Regions from separate parts of the Homo sapiens genome. Here region 1 is linked to region 2. Evidence: chromatin contacts called from ENCODE Hi-C or POLR2A ChIA-PET data. All regions are on one chromosome and are shown on one strand. The core of a region is the stretch at or near the end of the contact, and the rest is flanking DNA. Distances in the headings are between cores, read along the strand shown.

Region 1 (4,888 bases), core at 1,793-4,292, 70 kb after region 2:
CCATCCTAGACTGATGAGCTCTGTAAGCGGGGGTGCCTGGCACAGAGTAGACACTCGGTACAGCTCTGTGGAATGAATGAGGCACATCCCAGAACTCACCAATTCATAAAAATCAGATGCAGATGGGATCTTAAAGATCACCTATCCTAAGTCCCTTGTTTCACAGATGAAAAGACCCAGGCCCAGAGAGGTGCTTGGAGCTGCGCAAGGTCACACAGCCAAGCAGCTCATTTGATTAGTGTCAGAGCCAAGAGCTGGGAGTTTGGAGGGAGGCAAGGTTAAGAACAGGATGCTGTCAGGGAAGCAGGCAGGGATGCTGTGTTAAGATTCCAAATGGATGCAGAGAGCTGTGAACCGGCCAGTGGGGAGGCAAGGGAAATGTGGTTTTTGAAATGGAAGAGGATGACTTTAGCAGAGGCTCTCAGCCCAGAGGGAGGGGAGATAGGGAGGGGAGATAGGGAGGGGCGGGGGGAGGGCTAGGGCTGTGAAAGTCAAGAGCTTATTAATGCATAGAGAACGGTTTTAACAGTGGAGAGAGGAAGGACCGGATTTGAAAGCTACATTCAAGGAAGTGGCAACGGGATTTGGCAACAGCTTGGATGGGGGGAGGAGGCAATGGACCCCAAGGCAGAGGCTCAGAGAAGGGAGGGGCAGGACTTTTTGCAGAGAAACAAAAGGAGAGGAGAGGAGGTTAGAATCAAGAAATTCTGTGGGCCAAAACCTGGGGCTGTGGGTCAAAGGCACCTGAATTCCCTAGGATCTCTGGAACTTTGGTCTACTCTTCTGACCTCCCGAGGTCCCCCAAAATGTGGATTACCCCTGCTCACTCTCCCCCAACCCCCGGCCCCTTATCGATCCTCTGACCATACATCTCTGGGTGTGTCCTACTCTTGCTGACACTTCATAAAAAGAGGAACCCCATTTAGGTGTTTTGAGTGGCAGGGATTCCAAGCCTACCCCCTGGATGGGCCTGGAAGAGAACAAGAGCACCAGGCCATGGTGAGTCAGGCTGAGGCCAGGGAGGTGCAAGGAGCCAGCTGGAGGCCTGAGCCAGGATTTGGGGTGGTGGCAGCAGGGGGCGGAGAATGGTGGTGTCAGAGGCAGCCGAGAAGGTTGAGGGGGACGGATCTCAATGTGGCCAAGAGGAGGGCTCTTGGCACGCTCAGTTCCTGTAGCGAAGAGGGCGGAAGCCAGATGGGAGGGGGCGAGAACAGGCAGGAGCACAGGAAGGTGGAGGCTGTGGGTGTAGGCTGGGAGTCAATGCCCTCCCCCAACCTGAGGCCTCCGACCAGGCTCCTGGGTGGCAGGCATGGGGAGGAAAGCGTCTCCCCAGGCAGTGAGGGAGGGAGTGCCACAGTCAGGGAACAGGCCCCCTGGGTGAACTGGCCTGAGCAGAGTGGATGCTCCTGTTCTGAGACCCAGACCTCCTGGAACCTGCTGACCACAGTGATGCCCTGCACAAGAGGGGAGGACCTCAAGGCAGTGAGGTCAGGGAGCTGAAGTCCTGCTTCCCTCTCTGGCAAGCCCTTATCTCTTTGAGCCCCAGTGCTCTCCTCTAAAAAAGTGAGCTGGGCTGATGGGTGCCAAGGCATTAGCTCCCAAGTCAGCTGATCATCAGAATCCCCTGGTGAGCTGGTTATAATGCAGAGTCCAGGAATCCCCACTGGCCGTGGGCCACACACACCCGCCGCCCCCCGCTGTTAATTCTGAACCATAGTTCCAAGGTCCTTTCTGCACTAATGTGGCCTGATTAGGTGACTCCCTAGCACCAGGCAGGTGGGACAGCGCCTCTAAGGGGAGTAGTAATGCAATGTGGCTTCCTTCCTCTCCTCCCCTGCCGCCTCTGGGGGTGGAGCTGATGCCCCTCACCCCAATACCCAGCCTAGTAGCAGTACTTTGGTTCCCCCAGGGAGCTCCTCTTTTAAAGAAAAGGGACAGGACCCAATTGTTACTGAGCCCCTATTGTCATAGTAGCCACCATTTATTGATGGTTGACTATGCACCTGCCAGATACTGTACCCTTAACAGCATTTATCATCCAACCCTCCTTTAGCCTGCTGAGGGGGTTATACATAATAAGGAATATTGTACATACTGAGGAACCTGAGACTCCATGAGGTTAAAACTTGCCTAAAATAACACAGCTAGGGAAAAGGCAAGCTGGATTTTGAACTAGGGCTCTAAGTGCTGAGCCTGTGGGCTTCATAATTGGACCAAATCCCTGTGTGCTGGGCACGTGTCCAGCACTTCCCTCATATGATCTTTATGTGAACCATCCTCTGGAATCCTCAGAACAAACCCAGGAAGTAGGTATACTCATCCCCATTTTACAGATGAGGAAACAGGCACAGAGAGATGACTGGCTTGGCCAAGTTAAGAATAATGGCTAACAAACAAAAACAAAAACAAAAATTAAAAAAAAAAAAAGAATAATGGCTAACTCATGGAACTCATAGAACTCCACAAGGAAAGGTGTTCTAAGCACCTTCATACATGCTGCTTCATTTAATCTCTACATTATACAGATGAGGAAACTGAGTCACAGATATCCTGAGTGACTTGCCCACGGTGGCATCAGTTAATGACAGATCCAAGATTTGAAATCAGAAAGGCTGGCTCCCCAGTCTCCATACTTCACCAAACCAGAAGTTCTGAAACTCAAACTGTGGTCCTGCCAATGGCCACACTGGCTTCCCTGGGGAACCTGTAGACATGGGGATTCCCAGGCTCCACCCCAAACCTCCTGAATTAGAAACTCTGCCCCCCGCCCCACCCCGCTCAGAGATCCGCAGGGGATCCTAATACACCCGAAAGTTTAGGAACCACTGACCTCACCAATACCACTTTTTCCACAGCAAATAGGTTAGAGGAGGCAGAATCCAAATCCAGGATGCTATGAATCAAAAGGTCAACCCTTTCTCTTCTGCCACGGTGCACCCCCTTCCCTCCCCCGGCCAAGGCCCCAGCGGGGTCTGCACCCTACCTCAGGCCCATTCTCTTCTTCTGTGCCCCACTCCACCCCACCCAGGATGACTTGTTCGCGGACCTGGCCAACCTGAGCCACCTCTTCCTCCACGGGAACCGCCTGCGGCTGCTCACAGAGCACGTGTTTCGCGGCCTGGGCAGCCTGGACCGGCTGCTGCTGCACGGGAACCGGCTGCAGGGCGTGCACCGCGCGGCCTTCCGCGGCCTCAGCCGCCTCACCATCCTCTACCTGTTCAACAACAGCCTGGCCTCGCTGCCCGGCGAGGCGCTCGCCGACCTGCCCTCGCTCGAGTTCCTGCGGCTCAACGCTAACCCCTGGGCGTGCGACTGCCGCGCGCGGCCGCTCTGGGCCTGGTTCCAGCGCGCGCGCGTGTCCAGCTCCGACGTGACCTGCGCCACCCCCCCGGAGCGCCAGGGCCGAGACCTGCGCGCGCTCCGCGAGGCCGACTTCCAGGCGTGTCCGCCCGCGGCACCCACGCGGCCGGGCAGCCGCGCCCGCGGCAACAGCTCCTCCAACCACCTGTACGGGGTGGCCGAGGCCGGGGCGCCCCCAGCCGATCCCTCCACCCTCTACCGAGATCTGCCTGCCGAAGACTCGCGGGGGCGCCAGGGCGGGGACGCGCCTACTGAGGACGACTACTGGGGGGGCTACGGGGGTGAGGACCAGCGAGGGGAGCAGATGTGCCCCGGCGCTGCCTGCCAGGCGCCCCCGGACTCCCGAGGCCCTGCGCTCTCGGCCGGGCTCCCCAGCCCTCTGCTTTGCCTCCTGCTCCTGGTGCCCCACCACCTCTGACTGCGGTGCTGAGATCGAAGAGGCCAGTGTCCGATCCCCGCTTCCCGTCCACCCGGGGCTGCGGCTCCGGCCCCAGTCGCCCCACCTTCCCTGGCCTTGCTGCCTCCCTTTCCCCTCCCAGCTCCTCTCCTCCCCGGGGAGCAGGCCGCCTCTCCTTGCCTGCCCCCTGGGCTGTCCTGACTTGTGGCAGCCCCAAGAGGGCGTGTGTGGTGGCTCAGCCCTGCCCTCCCCAGTTCTGGCCATTAACTCTTCCCCATCCCAAGGCTGGGGTGGGGCCCCCCAGGCAGCCGCTGACCCGCACTCCTAAGGGCCCACAGCGGACACCAGAGGGGCTTTTGTCTGCAGAGCGTCTTCCACCAGCAGAGCCTTTGGAAGCTCCCCCAGGGAGCCCCACCCAGGACCCTTTGGGGGATGCCTCAGTCAGGGCCAGGCTGACCCTGACCCCTGCTTACCCTAGTCCCCTCAACCTCCTGACACTGGAGGAATACTTTTCTCCTAAGTCTACCCTGGACACTTTTTAGGGCACCTGGAGAGAACTTTCCTCTCCACTGTGGCCCCTGCGTGGTGAAGATCAAAAGAAGTTGTTTGGGAAAAAAAATTTATTAAAAAATTCTATTATTTTATCTACTGTAAGATTTGTTGACTTGGGACCCCGAAAGCGGGATGAGGTCTCAGAATGTAAGGATTGCAGGGCCAGGAGGGTTGGAGAAGGGGAGCCGTCCCCCGCCATCAAAGAGCTTCCTGGTGGCTGGAGGTGGTGTGCGCTCCCCCGCCATGAGGAGGAGCTGAAGCCCTGCATTCTAGGTGAGGCGCAGTGTGGCAGCCAAGAGTGGGTGCTGGTGGCACCTCTTCTCTTCATTTGTCCAGGGGAAGAGCTGCAGCCAACCCTGAGTGGTCTGGCGCCTGAGGAACTAAGCCTGGGGAAGACCTGCTGTCTGGTTAACAGCCCTCTTCCAGACCCTGTTCCTTCAGGAAACAAGAGCAGTTCTCCTGCAAGGAGGAGTCACATACACACTCCTGGTCACAGACAGCCCCAACATGGCTTTGGGTAAATGTGAACAAGGCACTGCTCCCTCAGGGAAACACAGCCCCATGCCAGAGCAAACACCT
Region 2 (4,858 bases), core at 2,359-4,858:
GGGTGGATGGGGATAAACAAGGCGTGGCAGAACCACGAGATGGGGTTGTGAGCAGCCATTTAAAATCATGTTTTTGGCTACTATTTGATTACATAAGGAAAAGCTTATGAGATCATTTAAATTATCACATACATCCAGTCAAATGACGGGAGGGAACATACCAACATGTTAACCATGATTATCTCTGAGTGGTCCAATTAATGGTGATGCGTCTTTTTCATGTCCCTCTTTATTTTCTCGTCTGTTTTAAATGATATCTTTCTTACAAGAGAATAAATGCAGGCTGGGCATGGTGGCTCATGCCTGAAATCTTGGCACTTTTGGAGGCCGAGGCAGGGGGATTGCTTAAGGCCAGGAGTTCAAGGCTGCATTTAGGTATGATGATGCTGCATTCAACCTGGGCAATAGAGCAAGACCCCACCTCAAAAAAAAAAGAAGAAGAAGAAGAAAGAAGAAGAGGAAGAAGAAGAAGAAGAAGAAGAAGAAGAAGAGGAAGAAGAGGAAGAAGAGGAAGAAGAAAAGAAGAGGAAGAAGAGGAAGAAGAGGAAGAAGAGGAAGAAGAGGAAGAAGAAGAAGAAGAAGAAGAAGAAGAAGAAGAAGAAGAAGAAGAAGAAGAAGAAGAAGAAGAAGAAGAAGAAGAAGAAGAAGAAGAAGAAGAAGAAAAGAAGAAGAAATGTAAAGTAAAGGTAATGTCTAAATGAATGTGACCTTGGGAGCCAGACAGACCTGGTTTAAATACCAGCCCCACAATGTGCTAATGGGTGAACCTGACTTTCTTCATCTATGAAATGGGGCTGATCATATGCACTTCCCTGGGCTGAATAGGCTTAAAAGGGATCATCACACAATTCCTATTTTATGCTGTTGGCTGTCCCTTACACGGCATGTGTTCTCCCCCTGATGGAAGGGCCCAGCTTGGCACTGTGGGGGTGTGATGGGGGCCAATTCACCTCCAGTTCCTCTCTACTGAGGCTGGTTACAGGAGAGAAGGGTTGCATTGGAAGCCCGTTGCTGATTGAAATCAAAACTTGTGAAAGCTCTGAGTTGCTTGCTTCCTCATTGGTTCCACTTGAGGAAGAAGTTGCAGGAGGTGCCAGGTACAGTGGCTCACACCCATAATCCCAACACTTTGGGAGGCCAAGGTGGGAGGATCACTTGAGTCCAGGCGTTTGACACCAGCCTGAGCAACAGAGTGAGACTCCCCAATCTCTATAAATAAATAAATAAATAAATAAAAGATTAGCCAGATGTGGTGGCATGCGCCTGTAGTCCCAGCTACTCAGGAGCTCAAACAGGAGGATTGCTTGAGCCTGGCAGGTCGAGGCTGCAGTGAGCTGAGATCACACCACTGCACTCCAGCCAGGGTAACAGAGTGAGAACCTGTTTCAAAATAAATAAATAAATAAAGTTGCAGGAGGAAGGCTCTCAGGGCAGAACGATGAGAGTTGCGCACGTGGTCACTTCTCCCACTTACTCTCCTCTCGCCCATCTTCCCCAGAAATCATTTCTGATTCTCACAGAAGTCTACTGTACACTTCCTGGGGAATCCAGGCATCTTTTCTTCCTTTAAATAACAGTTTTATTGAGGTATAATTAACATACCATAAGTCCACCCATTTTCATCACCCCAAAAGAAACCCCTTCCCCATTAGCCATCACTACCCATGGCCTCCACACCCAGGCCTACCCAATCATGAATCTACTTTCTGCCTCTACAGATTGGCCTATTCTGGAAATTTCTTTTTTTCTTTTTCCTTTTTTTTTTTTTTTTTTGAGACGGAACCTCACTGTGTCATCCAGGCTGGAGTGCAGTGGCACGATCTTGGCTCACTGCAACCTCCACCTGCCAGGCTCAACCAATTCTTGTGCCTCAGCCAACCAAGTAGCTGGGATTACAGGTGCATGCCACTACACTCGGCTAATTTTTAGTAGAGACGGGGTTTCGCCATGTTGGCCAGGCTGGTCACGAACTCCTGGCCTCAAGTGATCTGCCCACCTTGGCATCCCAAAGTGCTGGGATTACAGGCATGAGCCACTGCACCCTGGCCCGATATTTCATATTTAAATGGAATCATTAGCAGTTTCTTGTGTCTGGCTTCTTTCACTTAGTCTAATGTTTTCAAGATTCATCCGTGTTGTAGCAGGTGTCAGTACTTTTTTTGATTGCCAAATAATATCCCAAATATGGTACATTTCCTTTGTCCGTTCACCAACTGGTGGACATTAGGCATCTTTTTTTGGCTTTAATATATCATCTGTAATGCTAGCTGTGATCTGTTCAACCCACCACATGCCAAGCACTCGACCTAATTTGTAATCCTTACAACAGCCCAGAGAGGCATGTCTATTTCTCCCACCATACTGACAAAGAAGTGGTCCATCCAAAGTCACAGAGCTGACAAAGTAAGTGACAGAGCTGAGATTTCCAGAAGGGTTTTTTTCCACTGCACCACACTGCACCTCCCCCACCCCCATGTGTTTTTCTGGCTCCTTCTAATTGGTTCTGAGGCCAAAACAAGAATCCACTCATTCAACGATCATTCATTCAACAAGAATTAGCTGGTACCATGTGGATGGTAAGCACAGATTAATTAGAGCCAGGCGAGAACAGACCTTGCCTCCTGGAGTATGCTGCCCAGGCAAGGGGTGGGAGGGTCATGATGTGGAGGCAAATGCCAGTCACCAGGAAGGGTGTGACCAAGTGCCAGGGACTCAGACATGCTGGAAAGCCTGAGTAATGATTTTTGGAGAAGATGACATTTTGAGCAGGATCCCAGCAGACCAGATGGATTTCACAAGCTGAGGCAGGGTGAGCCACCCACGCAGAGGAACTGGTGCACACACAGACCCAGAGACTGGGAATCTTGGTCCACAGGGGTGGGCTCTGCCCCGCTGTTGGTAGGAGGTAAAGAGGGAAGGGGAGAGGTTGAGATCACACTAGTGACAGCCTTGAATGCCAGGCTAGCATCTGGATTTTTGTCCTGTGGACAGTGGGGAGCTGCTGAAAGCTTTTGAGCAGGGTAACAAGACCAAATCCATCCATTAGATTTAAACGCTGCTAATAGACACCACTAGAACTTTGGTGTCCGCCCTCAGACCCAGGCTCCTGGCCCCTGGAAATTACACCCCGACATCCACAGGAAGAAGGAAGAGCTGGGTTTCAGACCCTTCTGCATCTTTATAGCCCCAGCACCCAGGACAGGGCCTGACACGTGGCAGGTGCTCAATAAACATTTGTTGAATGAATGGATGGATGAACCTGCCTGCCACCCCCTGCCTTCCACCCCCATCCCCCTGCCTCCCACTGTTCTTTCCTAGTCCCTCTCCTAGCAAGGTGGGAATGAGACAGCAGGTGTGCCCCAGATTCTCCCATCCCACCCACCTGCCATCTCTCCTCCTGCACCCTCAACTTCTCCCTCTTTGCCCCCGTCCTCCCCAAGGGTCATGAGTAAACACAGGAGCAAACCCTCATGTGCTCCTACCATGTGCTAGGCAGTTGCAATGACTTTACATTCTCACAATCGCCATCAGAGATAGAAATGATTAACTGCACTTTGCAGGTGGGGAACTAGTGACTCAGAGTGGTTAAGGGGCTTGCCCAGCTGCTGAGGGGCAGAATTGAAACTCAAACTAGGAATTTCTGATTCCATCCAGCGCTTCTAGCTGGGGGTGTGTAGTGAGGAGTAGGGTTCTGCTAAAGTTAGTTAAGGATGTGGAGAGGAAGAGGAAGCAGAGGGGTTCCTGGGGGAGGAAGTCTCTGGGCCCACATCCCAGGACCAGCGGGGTGAATCATAGTCAGGGTTCCTGCCCCACCTCTGGGTCCAGCTGCCACACTAGATGTGTAGCCAGATTCCCTACCCTCTCATGCCAGGGTAGGGCCTCCTCAGAAACATACACATACACACAAACACACACACACACACACACACAGCCCCGGCCCAAAGCCTAGAGAGATGGAAACAGTAGTTGCCTTAGACACAGAAGCTTTATTTTTCTATAAAATTATTCCCGAGAGAAATTTTCTTTTAAATGCCCAAAGTAAATAACTTATATCCCTTCTTGAAAACATCCCCAAAGATAGTCTGTCAGAAATCCTTCGGTCAAGCAGGTCAGCTGGCTCCCATGGCCCTTGGGGTGGCCTGACTCTGTCACTATTCCTAAAACCTTCTAGGACATCTGCTCCAGGAAGAACTTTCAACACCAAAATTCATCTCAATTTTACAGATGGGAAAAGTGATTCTGAGACCAGACCAGGGTCAGGCCAAGGTCATCCAGCATCAGTGGCTGGGCTGAGACTGGGCCCAGGGAACCCTGTCTGCTCCTCTTTTTCCCAGAGCTGTGAGTTCTCTAGCCAAGGCTGCACTCTTGAGGGAGAGCCAGGAAGCATAGCTGAGGCCATGACAACCTCACTCTTCACCTGAAAATTTAACCCGTGGCAGAGGATCCAGGCACATATAGGCTTCGGAGCCAAACAGGCCTAAAGAAATAGTTGACACACTTCCTCCCCCAGGTCATCTCCCCTGGAGTCAAGGGTCTGCCAAGGCTAAGTGCAAGGAGACACTTCTGTTTTGAAATAAAGAAGTTCCACATGCCTTTGCTTTGAGTCTGTGTGATATCAATCTGCTTGGCAACTGAGATTCTTTTCTTGCTGCGCAGACGTCCTTGTGTGTCTTTATTTTGTGTGTGTGTGTGTGTGTGTGTGTGTTTTGCTGGGATAGGCAAAGTCTTTTGGGACACGAGGTCCTCAAAGGTGGTGGAAGATGAACAAAACCATCCTCGGGGCTGAAAAGTGAGGGCTTCTGAACTATGCAATTGCAGAGGGACTTTCTTTCCAAGTACGGCATTCCCGATATACCAG

Evidence for each region. Hi-C counts contacts between places; a loop is a spot of excess contacts on that map. ChIA-PET counts read pairs that join two places held with the same protein, here RNA polymerase II (POLR2A). Pooled maps may share reads with other maps.
Region 1: a loop to region 2 is called in a pooled map, with 2.4 times the contacts of the local background. The contact joins two enhancer-like sites. A Hi-C loop is called at or near these places in 1 of 168 maps with a recorded cell type or tissue (naive thymus-derived CD4-positive, alpha-beta T cell) and 5 of 50 pooled maps. POLR2A ChIA-PET finds 5 or more read pairs at or near these places in 8 of 52 experiments (Caco-2, OCI-LY7, PC-3 and 4 more).

Annotation. Positions count from the first base shown.
Region 1 is chr11:57,473,134-57,478,021 of GRCh38, forward strand. It overlaps RTN4RL2 (reticulon 4 receptor like 2), which reads left to right. Exons shown (of 3, transcript NM_178570.3): 3 at 3,029-4,401. The coding sequence ends at 3,778. Among named protein-coding and RNA genes, the nearest start is that of RTN4RL2, 15 kb to the left of the region's middle. RefSeq lists enhancers at 1,032-1,111, 1,173-1,673, 2,847-3,675, 2,893-3,042 and a silencer at 3,363-3,832. Within about 2 kb of position 3,043, at least 9 of the 41 ENCODE cell types and tissues checked have a DNase peak (open chromatin) inside an H3K27ac peak, as active enhancers do.
Region 2 is chr11:57,402,988-57,407,845 of GRCh38, forward strand. SLC43A3 (solute carrier family 43 member 3) reads right to left here. Exons shown (of 14, transcript NM_199329.3): 14 at 3,967-4,858. The coding sequence ends at 4,805. Among named protein-coding and RNA genes, the nearest start is that of PRG2, 15 kb to the left of the region's middle. Within about 2 kb of position 3,609, at least 10 of the 41 ENCODE cell types and tissues checked have a DNase peak (open chromatin) inside an H3K27ac peak, as active enhancers do.